Regions from separate parts of the Homo sapiens genome. Here region 1 is linked to region 2. The links are chromatin contacts, found by Hi-C or POLR2A ChIA-PET in ENCODE. All regions are on one chromosome and are shown on one strand. Each heading gives the region's core, a stretch centred on a gene start or an enhancer-like site at or near the end of the contact. The rest is flanking DNA. Distances are from core to core; before and after follow the strand shown. Region 1 holds the start of EOGT (EGF domain specific O-linked N-acetylglucosamine transferase). Region 2 overlaps FRMD4B (FERM domain containing 4B).

The links. Hi-C counts contacts between places; a loop is a spot of excess contacts on that map. ChIA-PET counts read pairs that join two places held with the same protein, here RNA polymerase II (POLR2A). Pooled maps may share reads with other maps.
Region 1: a loop to region 2 is called in a pooled map, with 2.2 times the contacts of the local background. The contact joins the promoter of EOGT here to the enhancer-like site in region 2. A Hi-C loop is called at or near these places in 6 of 50 pooled maps. POLR2A ChIA-PET finds 5 or more read pairs at or near these places in 4 of 52 experiments (T-cell, WTC11, activated B cell and 1 more).

Annotation. Positions count from the first base shown.
Region 1 is chr3:69,012,382-69,015,081 of GRCh38, forward strand. It overlaps EOGT (EGF domain specific O-linked N-acetylglucosamine transferase), which reads right to left and starts at 1,303. Exons shown (of 18, transcript NM_001278689.2): 1 at 1,193-1,303; 2 at 134-418. It overlaps EOGT-DT (EOGT divergent transcript), which reads left to right and starts at 739. Exons shown (of 1, transcript NR_185971.1): 1 at 739-2,700. RefSeq lists silencers at 621-1,170, 1,231-1,530.
Region 2 is chr3:69,239,644-69,242,343 of GRCh38, forward strand. All of the region lies in intron 7 of FRMD4B (FERM domain containing 4B), which reads right to left. Among named protein-coding and RNA genes, the nearest start is that of LMOD3, 120 kb to the left of the region's middle. Within about 2 kb of position 1,333, at least 4 of the 41 ENCODE cell types and tissues checked have a DNase peak (open chromatin) inside an H3K27ac peak, as active enhancers do.

The DNA of each region.
Region 1 (2,700 bases), core at 53-2,552, 230 kb before region 2:
CTGAGGGTTCCCAGGCCTTCCTATTTTTTGACTCGTCCTTCCCGGTAATAAAGTCATTGTTATGACCAAGCCCTGACCTTTGGTTATCCAAGTCCATTGTCCTCCAGTGAGCTCTGGCCATCACTAAACTCACCGATCAGTGGAGAAGTAACGCTTAGGCGATGGAAAAAATCTAAAGACGCAGATCAGAAAGCTGGCGTCTGGCGAGGGCATGTACCCACTTGCATAAGGCGGCTGGGGGTGGCTGCTGGGCCTGGCACAAAGCCTTCCTGGTGTCGGTCGTCCTGCAAGGCCCGCCGGGATGGGTGGCTGCACTCCTCCAGCACACGGACGCTTTACTGGCCAGGCTACTTTTCCTTCAGCTCAAAGCAGCTGGAATCACTCCACTCCAGAAACCCTTGATTCGATTTCCACAGGCCTAATGAGGAAGGAAAAAAGGGAAACATCTGAAAGATGATGGATAGGAGGCAAAACCTGGGGTTGACACAGCGGGCGAAATGGGGCAATGTCGCAGAGAGAGAGAGCTTGGAAAAGTTTAAAGACGGCAGTGGGCAAATGGAAAGTTCAACACGTGAGACCCCGAATGACACCTCAACGGCTGGCCCCTACTTGTGCCAAAAAGTCTCTCGGCGGGTGCCAGGCAGGGCTCAGGAAGTGCTCGGCTGCCCCTTGAACGTCAGTCCCGGCAGAGCCCAGCTGTCCGCTTGAACGTCAGTCCCGGCCAAGGGCTGAGGGGTCAGTGGCGAGCACCCCGCCGCGGCTGAGACGCCGCGCTGGGGTTCCGGACCCCGGGCGCCGCCAGGGATTGCTTCGGGGTCGGTGATCTCCCGGGGCCGCCCGCCACCGTGCACCGCGGCGCCCCGGGTCCCCAGCGCGCCTGGGAGGGGCCCCGGGGAGCGGCTCCGCCCCGGCTGGAAACCTGGTCAACGCGGCTAGGGCCCGGGGCCCGCCTGCGCTCCGGGCGCTGGGAAGGGGCCGGGCGCCCGGGGCCGGGGAGGGCCAGGATCGGCTTCCGACGCCCGCCTCCCGGCCCGCAGGGAATGGGAAGGCGCGGGCGGAGTGCGTGCGTAGGCTATAGCCCTCCGGGAAGCCGCGCCGGGAGCGGCTACCACCCGGGCAAGAACAGCGCAGAGCGCTGCGGCGGCGGGAAGGAGAGCGGGGGAAGGCTCCGCAGATTGCGGGGGAGTCCCACCTGGAGCCGGGGCAGCCGTGAACTACCGAGGAGGAGGCGGAGGAGACGGCGGCTGTTCCAGAGGAGGGAGTCGTCATAACCGGCTACTGCCGCTCACCGGAAACCTCGGGCGCGGGAGCTGGGCCAGGGGGCGCCAAGGAGCAGCTGGGACACCTTGGCCAGCCGGCGCCGTGGGCGGGCTCGGGCCCCGCAGAGGCAGGACCGGGACTACACCCAGGAGGGCCAGGGCGCGGGGCCCGACGCTCGGAGCGGCTTCAGCCCGGCGAGCGGCCTCGACCCGGCGAGCGCAGCAGGGAGGGGCTCAGAGTCGAGGAACCATCTGCCCTTCCTGGCGTTCTCCCGCGAACGTTCGCGCGAGTCCGCCAGCTCCCTCACCAGGGCCGGAAAGACCGACGGCACGTGCCGGCGCCGGACGCCCATCTCCATCGCAGCAGCCCGCGCCTCCTTGAGCGAGAGCGTTAAAGCGCTCAGAGGATGTTAGGACGGGGTGGGTAGAAAACCTGACTCTTCGTGTCTTCTGCGTTGCACTGAGGTGGATTTTTACTTTTGTCTTATTTCAAGCAGAAGTTGCCGCCCTAACTTCCAAATTTGGGGACTGAACATCGTTCACCGAATACACTTTGTGATGGTGAGGATACTTTGGAGTCCACACACATTTTAAAAGCAGTATAGTTTTACCTATCCGTAAACTCATCAAGTTCAAATGCTACTCTGTGGAGTTTAATTTTTATGGTTTTGTTAATTTACTTTATTACTGCTTATAATTATTTGAACTCCCATCCCCCACTGTCTTTTCCTCTAAGCTCCCCCAGGCCTAGTATTCCATCTACAGCACAGTAGAGTTGATCATTAAATAGTGACTAAAGTTGAACTGATTATATGAAGGTGATGACTTCAAAATAAACATGCTCAAATGAATATAGTCACCAGAAGTTAAATAATATGATCATAAGGAAACAAGTTTGTTTCCAAAGGCTTACATGCTTTTTACGTAATTTTTAAAAGTAATGTTGTTTAAGAATTGTTACAAGTTCCATTAGTGACCTGCTAAATTAGGAATCTTACCTGGAATTTTTTTCAAATAATAACAGCAAGAACATGTGGTGTTTAACATGTGCCAAACATTGTTTTAAAGCACTTTACAGTATTAATTTATTCTTTTTATTGAAAAGATTTTGCCTCTAAGGGAACTGTCAAGAGGCATGTGAACCGGAGCAACTCCATCTTAAATAGGAGCTGAGTAAAATGAGGCTGAAACCTACTGGGCTGCATTCCCAGGCCGTTAAAGCATTCTAAGTCGCAGAATGAGATAGGAAGTCGGCACAAGATACAGGTCATAAAGACCTTGTTGATAAAACAGGTTGCAGTAAATAAGCCGGCTAAATCCCACCAAAACCAAGATGGCCATGAAAGAGACCTCTGGTAGTCCTTACTACTATACTCCTATCAGCGCCATGACAGTTTACGAATGCCATGGCAATGTCAGGAAGTTACCCTATATGGTCTTA
Region 2 (2,700 bases), core at 83-2,582:
TAGAGACAGAAAGTAGAATGGTGGTGGCCATGGACTGCGGGAGGAGTGAATAGGGAGCTGTTTAATGGGTGCAGAGTTTCTGTTTTTCCAAGATGAAAAAGTTCTGGAGATTGGCCGTACAACATAAACACGTCCAGGCGTGGTGGCTCACGCCTGTAATCCCAGTACTTTGGGAAGCTGAGGCGGGTGGATTGCCTCAAGAGTTCGAGACCAGCCTGGCCAACATGGTGAAACCTTGTCTCTACTAAAAATACAAAAAATTAGCCAGGTGTGGTGGTGCGTGCCTGTAATCCCAGCTATTCAGGAGGCTGAGGCAGGAGAATCGCTTGAACCCAAGAGGCGGAGGTTGCAGTGAGCCGAAATCATGCCACTTGCACTCCAGCCTGGGCGACAGAGCAAGACTCTGTCTCAAACACACACACACACACACACACCCAACATAAACATTACTTAACACTACCAAACTCTATTCTTAAAAATGGTTGAGATGATAAATTTTATGTATATTTTACTACAATTTAAAAAAATTTATTCTTAAATCTAGAGTTAGAAAAAGGATACATAGGCCAGGCATGATGGCTCATGCCTGTAATTTTGGGAGGCCGAGGAGGGTGGAACCCAAGGTCAGAAGATCGAGACCATTCTGGCTAACATGGTGAAAACCCATCTCTACTAAAAATACAAAAAATTAGTCGGGCGTGGTGGCATGTGCCTGTAGTCCCAGCTACTTGGGAGGCTGAGGCAGGAGAATTGCTTGAACCCGGGAGGCGGAGGTTGCAGTGAGCCAAGATAGCGCCACTGCACACTCCAGCCTGGACGACAGAGCAAGACTCTGTCTCAAAAAAAAAAAAAAAAAAAAAAAAGAACACGTAAAAGAAAAACAATCAATGCAGATAATGTTTTCCTACAAAAGAATGGAAAGTCAAAGAAATGTGTTTCTCTTCTGGGAAACTTCCTACTAGACAAGTGAAAAATTATTTATGGTCAACTTGAAGCCCCAACTCTTTAATCCTTCTTCCTGTATGTGTGATTCAATGTGTCTTTCCTGATCACACAAAAAAATGGATTAACCGCATTAGCCATCTGAACACAGATAAGAAGACTGTATTGTTATGTGTTATGTTATCACTTAGTGTGTTTCCAGAAACAAACCAAAAGGCCTGGAAATGCTTATCAGCGGGGGAATGTAGAATTCTCCCTCAACAATGTCGTCTCACAGCTCCTGTAGACTCTGGATGGTTTGCACTTTGAGAAGTGGAAGTAGTTCATGTCATGCTACTTTCTATTCCTACCGAATGCCACGCATGCCTGTGTCTCAGCCAGCCGCTACCTGAAGAGGCCAAGTATGCTGAGTTTCATTTCAGGACCAAGTAGCTATGATGGGTGTAACGGCCTGGTCCACTCCAGTGGAGAAAGAAACTGAGAACTCAAATGGGTCAAGAGAGTTACTTCCTGTATAGGACTGATCCTATGTGGTGTTAGTAACTGTCTAAAGATGTATTAAGGTGGGACTTAGGGTTTTTGTGTTCATTTAGTTGCATCAGGTTTTTTTAAGCTGTGAAATGCAAGGGGTTTTGAAATGCAAAATACTTAAGCTGTGAAATGCAGAAGCCTGACTCCTACTCTGATTCTATGGTTCATAGAGTAGAGTGTGTGGTCCAGCAAGAGGCTGAAATAAGAGTGGAAAATGCTGCTTATGTGTCCCCTTCTGGGAGATTCATAGCGCTCATGAGCAGATTGAAAACTTAGCCAAGAGAACTTGGGAAACTTTGTTTAACTTTTAACCAAGTATTGTAGAGAGGAAAATCACTTCTCAAGAGTTTTCACAAAAGTGTTTTGTTGATTCATCAAAGGCCCGACCTGAAATAAGACAAAAACGTTTCATTTCTGTCAAGTAAGCCTTCTTTATTCTGCTGGCCAGGAAGGTAATGATTCTAACAAATTTGTGTTGGGATACAAAAAAAGAAACTGGTTGGGTGCAGTCGCTCACACCTGTAATCCCAGCACTCTTGGGAAGCCGAGGCTGACAGATTTTCTGAGATTCAGGCGCTTGAGACCAGTCTGGCCAACAAGGTAAAACCCCGTCTCTACTAAAAATTAAAAAATTAGCCAGGCATGGTGGCTAATTTCAAGAAGAATTGCTTGAACCCAGGAGGCGGAGTTTGCAGTGAGCTGCGATTGCACCACTGCACTCCAGCCTGGGCAACACAGCGAGGATCCATCTCAAAAAAACAAAACAAAACAAAACAAAACAAAAAAACCCCCAAAAAACAAAAAAGGAAACCTCTAACAGTGGTAAAATGCATGTGGTTTGGAGCCCTAATTTGCCACTCTCTAGCTATGTGACCTAAATAGTAAGCTACTTAACAGCTACAAATCTCAGTTTTCCTATCTATAACATGGGGACAATGACAGTGCCATCAAAGGGTTGCTGTGAGGATTAAACATATTAATAATAGTAACGATGGCAAATATTGTTTATTGAGACAAAGAAATGGTTCCAGAGAGGCTAGGCAAACTACCCACAGGTACATAACAAGTGGCTGGGCCTGGATTTGAACCCAGGCAGTTAAATTCCAAAACTCCTCTCTTCACTACAGCCTTCCCATTGATTCCAGTGGGTACTCAGCATAGCGCCTTGCCCATGGGAGATGATATTTTTATTATTATCATTGACGGTAAAGACTCTGGAAATGAAAT